2 separate regions of the Homo sapiens genome follow, and region 2 is linked to region 1. Evidence: chromatin loops called from intact Hi-C (ENCODE). Cell type or tissue: A673. All regions are shown on one strand. Each heading gives the region's core, and the rest is flanking DNA. Links, peaks and the distances in the headings are about the cores only.

Evidence for each region. A loop is a pair of places that touch in the nucleus more often than their neighbours do. Peaks named below come from ENCODE experiments on the same cell type or tissue, not always from the same donor. Only the 100,000 strongest peaks of a DNase experiment are listed, where the experiment ranks them.
Region 2: a loop joins it to region 1, with 3 times the contacts of the local background. A loop is called at or near these places in 4 of 110 quality-filtered maps.

What each region holds. Positions count from the first base shown.
Region 1 is chr20:10,534,148-10,539,220 of GRCh38, reverse strand. All of the region lies in intron 2 of SLX4IP (SLX4 interacting protein), which reads right to left. Among named protein-coding and RNA genes, the nearest start is that of SLX4IP, 100 kb to the right of the region's middle. In A673, for the core only: a CTCF peak has its summit at 2,557 (motif pointing right); no DNase peak of the experiment used is centred there; H3K27ac peaks cover 1,294 bases.
Region 2 is chr20:10,088,765-10,093,837 of GRCh38, reverse strand. All of the region lies in intron 3 of SNAP25-AS1 (SNAP25 antisense RNA 1), which reads left to right. Among named protein-coding and RNA genes, the nearest start is that of ANKEF1, 56 kb to the right of the region's middle. In A673, for the core only: a CTCF peak has its summit at 3,068 (motif pointing right); a DNase peak (open chromatin) is centred at 3,087.

The DNA.
Region 1 (5,073 bases), core at 1,423-3,922:
CTTTTTTTCTTTCTAAATCAGATTCTACTTTTCCTTCATCTATCATCTGCCTGCCTGTACCCTTCCTTCATCACCTCTGCCTTAATGTGACAAGTGTAAACTTTACAATTAGTTATTCTTATGAAATAAAGTTTTATGGTGCCTGTTCCTAATTTAACAAACAAGGGAACTGAGTATTTTTATTTGGTGAGATAAAAAGACACTAAATTATTTTTGGTATGTGCCTCTTGATTAACTCTGCCTTGGGCATTAGTCCTCAACAGGAAACTTATTCCCCACCCTTAATTCCTTAAATTAAGAAACCTTCAGGCTGCAATCCACTGTGTGCCATGAATCAGCACCTATTGGTGAAATGTGACAATACAGTTTACCTCAAAATAATACAGCCAAAGAAGGTCTGGTGCGGTGGCTCACACCTGTAATTCCAGCACTTTGGGAGGCCATGGCAGGTGGATCACTTGAGGTCAGGAGTTCGAGACCAGCCTGGCCAACATGATGAAACCACATCTCTATTAAAAATACAAAAAATTAGCAGGGCATGGTGACATGCACATGTAGTCCCAGCTACTCAGGAGCCTGAGGCAGGAGAATCGCTTGAACCCAGGAGGCAGAGGTTGCAGTGAGCCAAGATGGCACCACTGCACTCCAGCCTGGGCGACAGAGTGAGACTCTGTCTCAAAAAAAAAAAAAAGATGAAGGGCTTTATCAATAAGAATCTAGAACTGTAATTTTAGATTCTTAATCAAGAGGTGATTTTGCTCCCTTCCTCCCTGTGTACAATGTCTGGAAACATTTAGGACTGTCACAGCTGGCATCTAATGGGTAGACTCCAGGAATACTGCTGAACACCCTATACTGCACAGGCCAGCTCCCACCGCAAGGCATCATCTGGTCTATAATGTCATTAGTGCCAAAGTAGAGAAACCTTGTCTAAAACCTTCTGCATGGAGCCAGCTGACTTAGCCCTGGAGAATTTGTAGGGATCAAAGGCCAAGAGGAGGAAGAAAAAGAGGTACAAATGGCCCTGGGTCAAAGAGGTACTACAAAATGCTCAGCCAAAGAGTGTGGATGCTGCTCATCCTCCCAGCTGCCCGGAACAACAAAGAAAGGGTCCTCTTAGTCTTTACCTTGCCAGAAGTTGTCAATGACTGCTTTCTTCATGGGATTAGGGTTTAATTTGGTCACAGAAAGAATTCTATTCCATGATTCATCACCTGGCCAGCTGACAAACTACCCCAGCTCTATAAAGCATTCTTATATCACTGTTAGCTTTTAACAGGGCCTAAATCAATGAAAGAAGGGATGGAGGCAGGGAGAAAGGAATTAAAAAATAAATTCAGGAATTGTGAACAGACAACATCTAAAAAATAGGCTATCTCATTACTTTTGTCAAAATCTAAATGATCATGTTGTCCTTTCTCTTGAGAGACCTTGTTACCTAACCATTTTTATTTTGGGTAATTTGCATGGGGCATTTGCATAAGGGTAAAACTTAAAGATTCTTCTCATGTATTATTAATGTCATAAGGAGATCATGATATTAGATGTATTTCTTGTTGCTATTCAATTCCTAGAAAAATTACATGAATCAACTGAACTGTAAATATCAAACTGATCCAGCATAAAAAGATCAACATCATGTCTTTAGATCCTAATAATCCAAACGAGTATGGTAGCTAGCTTTTATCTGTGATACTCTTCGGGCCAAACTGCAACCTAATGGATTACTTAAGAATCTAAATTTTAAAAAGAGTTATAGTAAGGAAGTACATGCCTCACGAAACAGTGTTTCCTTTGTAAGTATTCATTACGGGTTCCATTAAACACAAAGCCCACTTAGTTGACTGGAGTATTTACCTTCTTCCCAGTTGGGGAGGGAAAGAGAGGTGCCAACCAAAGATTGGTCACAAAAAATTAAGCACTGGGTAGGGCAACAAGGACTGCCCTTAAAGTAGTTCCTGCATAAACTGCCATAGTAGCCCCATATTTTCATTGCCCCCTCCCAACACAGTGCGTTATTTCAGCATATTCTCAAGTTTTACCATGTAACATAAACTCATCTCTAAATTATAAATTGTGTAAATATGTCACCAAGAAATGCTAAAATGCTGCTATTGAATATGAATTGTTTATCCCAGGCCTCTAATGTTCTATGCCCTAAGCTTCAGAGATATTAGATACTAAAATTTGATTAAAACCATATTCCTTGCATTTGCTGCCATTATCAATGATGCAAATTCACACATGTGTTAGCTAATGAAGCAGCCAGACAGGGTTTCACAGGCAGAGAAAAGGCTGAAAGAAATCTTTTTTGCCAAACAGAAAGTGGCCCAACTGTGGGAAATGATATGGATACCCAAGGTAGTCCTCAAAGCCAAAACTGTAAATAAGATTAGACCCTCACATGGTTCCATGGTCTGAGTATACATTACAACATTTTAAACCAAACATTCATTTCATTGTAGGGATTTATGCCAGCTGGCATAGCACAGTTGACCAAAGTGAAAATCGAGCTTGAGTTTTCCTTCCTTGTAAAACTCAGTACGTTTGTAGCATTAGCCCCTTACCAGAAGAGGGCAACGGTGGCCAGGCTGGCATTATTCACAAAGAATAAAGTTACCTGCAGCCAAGGTAACGTTTGCCAAGGGAGCCAGACCTTAGGAAACTGCCTGCAGAACTGCTGGCTTCTGAGTGTCACACATGCAAAGAAACAAGGCTCTCTGCCTTTCCTTTTCCTTGGATGAACTAACAGGCGACTGAGAGATCAAACCGTTGCAATATTTCTAATTGATGATACAGAAGCACTGCTCACTGCAACCAACTCACCATATTTATTTAATCCTTTTTTTTTTTTTTAAAGAGACAAGGTCTTGCTGTGTTGTTCAGGCTGTCCTCAAATTCCTGGGCTCAAGCGATCCTCCTGCCTCAGCCTCCCAAAATGCTGCCATTACAGGCATAGGCCATCAGCGCCCAGCCCTATTCACCACATTTTAAAGTTATCCTCTCTCCTGTCCATACTAGCTATAAAACTTGTCACATTCCAAAAAACAAGAAGGTGTGTTAAAGATCTCTAAGTGGAGAACTATTATGTAAATAGTATATAAGAAGTTTGCAAATTATAGATACCGTAAGAGCCATTCTACATTCAGGTTCAAGTTCACCCACAGTGCCCTGACTTTTCGGACTCCCTTGGTGGAGTCTCCGGCGCTCATTTCTGCTTTTCTCCCTCACTAGTGTTTCCAGGCTCATCTTTCTAAACAGTGTGTCTCTAGCTCAGGGTCTTCAGGCTTTCTCAAAACAAAGCATTCTCCAAAATCCTTACCCCTTTGAAAGCATTTGATCTGCTATGCAAATTTACTCAATATTTGCTTTTTAAACACATTCATCTCTAGTGAAGGAAAGAACTTGTTTTTAGTTAATAAAATTCAGGCATATGTGAGTAGTGAACACCTGGGTGAAGGGGTGAGGATGGAGCATGAATGTGCATGCAACACAGGTAGTTCCATTATTCTCTCCTGGTTTGGGAATTCATGAGACTAAGGATGAAACCTCTTAAGTTCATACCTTGACTCTTACCCTAGACAAAACTACATGTTCTTGGGCCGGGCGCAGTAGCTCATGCCTGTAATCCCAGTACTTTGGGAGGCCGAGGAGGTGGATCACCTGAGCTCAGGAGTTCGAGATCAGCCTGGCCAACACGGCGAAACCCCATCTCTACTAAAAATACAAAAATTAGCTGGGCATGGTGGCACGCACCTGTAATCCCAGCTACTTGGAAGGCTGAGGCAGGAGAACTGCTTGAACCCAGGAGGCGGAGGTTTCAGTGAGCCAAAATCACACCACTACACTCCAGCTTGGGCAACAGAGCAAGACTCTGCCTCAAAAAAACAAACAAAACCTGCACGTTCTTTCCAAACCTGCTCCCTCCTCCTGTTTTGACTCAGCCAGTGGCACTAGGACTTATCCAATTCTGAGACCTCAACACTTCCCTTCCTCAGCAGCCATTTGCAATTCATCACTTCTAACCCCTTCCATGCCTCCAGGCCAAGCCATCACCTGCTCCAGCCTGGCCTTCTGCAACCGTCTTCCCTGGTCTCTCTCCTGCAACAACTCACTTTCAATCTATTACCAGTCTGTTGCCAGAGCGATCATGCCATGCCCTGCCTCCACACCCCAAACCTCATCCCAGCTAAAAACCTTTGGAGGGGCCTTCCACTCCTCTCAGAATAAAGACTAAAATCCTAGGAAGCTGGTAAGAGGTTGACCATATCCCGGTACACCCAAGTCAGTTGCATTTTACGCCTTTCTATCCAGGCGTAATTATTAATAGCTCCCCCTTCTGCTCTAAAAATTATCTTGATTTTCATAACAACCTATGTGGTCTCCTTTCATGGTAACCTATGTGGTCTCCTACAAGTACATGATAACCTACAAGCCTCTGTGAGGTCTGGCCCCTGCCAGCTTCTCCAGCACCATGCCAACCCACTGTCCCCTGTGCTCTGCTCCAGCCCTGCTGGCCTCTGTTCATGCACTCGTTTTTAATTTATTGAGCATACCCCAGACGCCAGCCCTGCGCCAGGAGCTGAACACGGAGCAGGACAAAGCAGAAAGGACCTTGGCTCTGCTGGAAGGAGCTCCCCATTCCTTCTTCTACCCCACCTTCCCCTAGGCTCAGGCTTGACTCGAGGCTCCTTCTTTACGGAAACCTTCTAAGGCTCCAGACCAGGGCAACTCACCCTTTATCTTGCAGGCAGCATCATGTACCTCTTTTTGAAACAATGATTCAAGATTGCAATTTTTCCTGCTTCTGTGTGATTGATCTGACTGCCAGCTTCCTCCAAGAGACAATAAGGTCTGCAATTTAGTTATTGATGATTGACACCCTAATGCTTACCAATGCCTAGCCCACAGAAGGTGCTCAATAAGTATATTGCAGAAAGAAAGGAAGGAGGCAGGGAATACATGCTCACTCCCCGACTCAGGGCCAACACTCCTTCCTGGGTCCCAGTGCAGTTCTAATGGTGCCCAGGGCCTTACAAATCCTCTCATAACCTTGGCTTCTGCCCTGTTTAC
Region 2 (5,073 bases), core at 1,554-4,053, 450 kb after region 1:
GAAGTGGGCTCACCTTGGGTCTTGCTTTGGCCAGTAGAGTATGGAGGAAGTGATGATATGCCAGTTCCAAGTCTAGGCTTCAAGGGATCTTAAGCATTTCTCCTTTTTCTCAGAGACTTGTGAGCAAGAATATGGTTGTCGTTTAAAGCAACTAAGTTTTGGGTGATTTGTCATGCAGCAGGACTGATACAACTCCCACCCCAAGCACATTTTTGATATCCTCTTGTGTGTTCATTCCCTTGAATAAGAGTATTGTTTTCTCTAAAGAAAAGCATCTTTTCAGGCACAGAGAAGTTGATTGACCTTCTCAGATTTGCTCAGGAGAATCTGGGTGCCAGTTGTTGGCAGTATCCTGGTATATTCCTTAGCCCCAGGGCCTCTATGCTGACTCACCTTGTCTGGGTTTGCTTGCTAGCTGCTGCATTTTCTCTCTGCTACAGTGGCCAGCACAGCTGCTGTTTTTTTCCAAAGCCCTCTTTCACAGAGCTGTTAGGTAGGAGGCCACTGCGTTTCCATGATTGTGCGGATGACATATGTGTCTGACAGGGATTCTAGCACCTCAAAGCTGGCCTGGGATGGAGAGCTCACCAAAAATACTGCAGTTGCTGGATGCCAGGGAATTTATTGAGCTTTGGAGCCAGCAGGATGCAGAGTAAACAGCATAGAAATAGAGTGAGTCAGGATGCTTAATCCTGACTTTGCCTCTTGGCTAATTGTATGGCCTTGAGTGGGACCCTTGACCTGCATTTCTTTAATTGAGACAAGGTAGCCTCTGAAGTCCCTTTCAGCTCTAAAATGCTAGAATTCAAGGACCGAATAGGGCTTTATAAAAATGAAATGCCAGAAAGCATGGAGTTAGTTGTCTAATTAGAGGAAGTTCTGATAGGCTAGAACACTGGTTCTCAAAGTGGGGTCCCTAAACCTGCAGCATCGCAACATCACCTAGGAACTTGTTAGATCACAGCTCACTGCAGCCTCGAACTTCTCAGCTGAAGGGATCTTCCTCCCATGTAGATGGGACAACAGGCTCACACCACAATGCCTGGCTAATTTTTAAAAAGTTTTTGTAGAGATGGGGTCTCACTATATTGCCCAGGCTGGTCTCAAACTCCTGGCCTCGAGTGATACTCCTGCCTCGGCTTACCAAAGCACTGGGATTACAGGCATGAGCCACCATGCTGGGCCCAGAACTTGTTAGAAATGCAAATTTTCAGGCTCCACTCCAGACCCTCTGAAGCACTCTCTCAGCAGGTACTCATGTTCACATGAGAAAGAGGTAACCAGCTCTATTAGCAAAGGTAGATAATTAATTAACCAACTTATTCATGGATAACCTATTTCTGTGTGCAAGAAACTGTTTTATTCTTGGGGTGAAAGTAAAGGTGAAGGTGCACAGCTATTGTAAGAGAGTGTGAGAGTAGGGCCCAGCAATTTGTGTATTAACGAGCTCTTCAGGTGATTTGAATACAGGTTCAAGTTTGAGACTTACTGATCTAAAGCTGTGTTATTCCAAGTGTGGCTCACATCATCGGCATCATCTGGGAGCTGCCCGAAGAAGCAAAAGCTTAGCACTACCTCTTTAGAACTCCTGTGCCAGAATCTCCATTTAACAAGATTCCCAGTGATTTGAATGCACATAACAGCTGAGAAATCCTGGGTGCAGCCTCCATTCTTGGAGAGTGTAATCCAATAGAAAGGGGTTGGGGGGAGTGGCAGCAGGAGAGCAGAAATTTACATTTCTAAAAAGCTCCCAAACACGGCTGATGTTGCAGGTTCAGGGACCACTTTGAGTAACAAGGCTCTAGATTTTAGCCCAGGCTTAGAATCTTGAATATGGAAGGGTTTCAACCCAGAAGTTGGTTTCAGCTACACTGTACAGATGTGCAGGTTGTGCACTGCCAAATTCCAGAAGGCAACATTTGCATAGACTGAGTCAAGAACCTGAACCCCAAAGCTAAGAGGCAGGGGCTAGCTAAAGAGTGGGTTTTAGAGAGTGTTAGAATTGGGTTTGGATCCTAATCCTGCCACTTACTTAGTTGACCTTGGGAAATATATTTAACTCTGAGCCTCGATTTCCTCATCTGTAAAATGGAGATGAACATACCTGTGTCCCAATATAAGATACTCAACAGTAAGCACCCAGTAGAAGCCCAGATATTTGCAAATAGCTATTCTCTCTGGACTTTCCTTTCAACCAAGGGAAGAGTAGTTGTATAGGTTCCTTTCCTCCTTCAGTCTCATCCTGGCCAGTGGCCTAATCCCCTGGTCAGGCTGAAGGCCAGGTGAGTATCATGGGCTTTTCTTTAGAGCTCCCAGGGGTCAGATGAAGGTGATACCACCATAATGCAGACTGTTTCTATTTAGGAAAGCTTCCCATGGGTTTGTACAAATCAGTTCATAAAAATGACCAACACAGCCAGTTTCAAACCATGCCCTGAGTTCACGTGCTTACCAAAGTCATAAAAAACAGCAATAGTTTCTGGTCCCACCAAGGCTTTGATGCCCCTGGTGCCTGGAATCACTCAAAGGCTTTGCAGGGGAAGGCACTTTGGCCCACTGGACCTGGAAATCTTCGCTCTTCTGCATAAAGAACCCATTTAGACCCCTTGTGTGTTTCTGTGCGAGAAAGACCATCAGAAATTCTCTGAAACAAACCTAAAGATGCATTTGGGGTGAGGGAGAGCCCATTTGGGGGTACAAGCAGGCAAGCAGGATACTTTTGAAAATCAGTTGCTTATATAGGTGTAGGTCTGTGTCTGGAGTCTGTACTCTGTCCATTGATAATTATGTCTACCCTTATATCAATCCATGCTGTCTTGATTCCTGTTAAGTCTTGACATCTGGTATAATCTTTCAACTGAAAAATAAAAAGCTCATTAAAACACAAACCAGGGGAAGGCTATGAGACCAGATAAATCTTGATCAGAAACTAGACATAATTAAATTTATTTCTTTGCAGTTTACGAGAAGCAAAATAAGTATATATACATATTTCTAAATTCAGGGACTGGTTGAAATTTTAGCAGGAGCTGAGAGGCTGAGTTCTGAGGGATTTCAGCCTAAGAATAGCCACTAGAGGGCCTAGGAGATCCAGAAACACTGCATGGTGTTTGTAGGAGCCAGGCAGGCCCAGAGAGCCGCCAAGGCCTGAGTATGGTGTTCAAGGTGAACCTGATTCCTGAAAACCTCACCAGGTGCTCACCTTCACATGAGAAAGAAGTAACCAGCTCTGTTAGGGAAACTAGATAATTCATTAAGCAATTTATTCACCAATAACCTATTTCTGCATGCAAGACACCGTTCTATTCTTGGGGTTAAGGGAAGCTGAGAATGCAGGACTATTATAAGCAGGCCTCTCACTTAGGGCTCAGTGATGGCATCAAGGACCAGCTTGGGAGGTGTGGGCTTTGATGCCCATTATTTCCATGTGCTGCACCAATAAACTTAAAATCAAGATAAAAACAGCGTGTGTGCTAAGCAAATACAGCTTCAAGTCAAATCCCTTTAGGTCACTAGACTGCCACACTTTAATCCCTCTACAGAAACTCTAGAGTTTTTGTGATTGGAGCTTTGTGATGTGTCTTGAAGCAGGGATGAAGCTGATTTCTCTATTATTGTTTAAAAAGTCCTTAAAGTATGCAGTACTTTACAGACAGAATACAAAAAAAGTTTAGAAAGTCACCTTTCCTAGAGAGACCTAGGGGCTATCTAGTTACGGCATGTGCTAGAAAATGACCTACAAGGTATGTTCTAGCCTGAGGAATTGCTGGCATGTGAATCATGAGGACAGATGCATGGGCAGAATGTGCCATTTCCTCTGTCAGCATCTGCTAGGCAAGAGATGCCTTCCCCTAGGCCCCCTGGCTCTGCAGTTTTCCCGCCTATGGGAGGCCTTTTACCAACATGACCTATGCCACCCACCCTCACTCCCACACCACCACATCTGGCAGCAAATTTTGTAAGCCAGGAAGTTTGGGGGGTACAAAAGAGGGGCTCCTTGAAGTGGGAGAAGGGTCTCCCAGTCCATGGATAGCTCTAAAAGAGCTGAGTCCTAGATGACTTGCAGATATGGTCTCCTCCATGATCAGAGCTTCTAAAAGAGGAAAGAAATTGGTTCTTTCATCATGTTTCCTTGGCCATGGGAGAAAGTCAGATAAAACAAGCAAGATAAAACAGATGTTATCAAGCAATGCAGTGATGCTTCCCTTTCTTATAGAAATTTCCTTTTCAGAGGGTAAAAACCCAGTTAACTTCTCATATACCAATTTCCCCAGGATATAAGGAGGGTCTTCCCTGTAAGATTTGCTGTCTGGATTACTGAGGCCAGCCCCTCTGACTTCTCTCTTTCCACCTGTTTATATTAGGAAAGCTTGCCATGGGTTTGCACAAATCGATTCATAAAAATGACCAACGCAGCCAGTTGCAAACCATGCCCTGGGTTCACTTACTTACCAAAGTCACAAAAAACAGTAATAGTTCCTGGCCCTGGAAAGAGAGAGGTCATAGGGACTGGCCTCAGTAATCCACACCCATCCTCCTATAGATACAACTTTTGTCTGATCACTCTTTGCTCCCTAGCTTCTATCATGAGTTCAAGTGTCCTTACCCGACTCCCAAGGACAGGCCATCCTTTCCACTCAGTACTCATCCTTTACTCTTGTAACTGCTCAACAGGTTCATTTTGCCAGCTGTCCAGATAGAATCGATTTATCAAGACAGAGAAATTGCCATAAAGAGTTTAATTCTCGCAGAGCCGGCAGAATGCGAGGCCAGAGTTTTATTACTACTCAAGTCAATCTTACCAAAAATTTGGAGACTGGGGATTTTAAGGATAAATTGATGGGTAGGGGGTGCAGGAAGTGGAAAGTGCTGATTGGTTGGGTTGGAGATGAAGTCATGAAAAGTTGAAGCTGTCCTCTTGTCCTCATTCCCAGATGGTTAGGCATTCTAAGTCACAGCATGAGATGGGAGGTCAGTACAAGATATAGGCCATAAAGACCTTGCTGATAAAACAGATTACAGTAAAGAAGATGGCCAAAACCCACCAAAACCAAGAGAGCAATGAGAGTGACC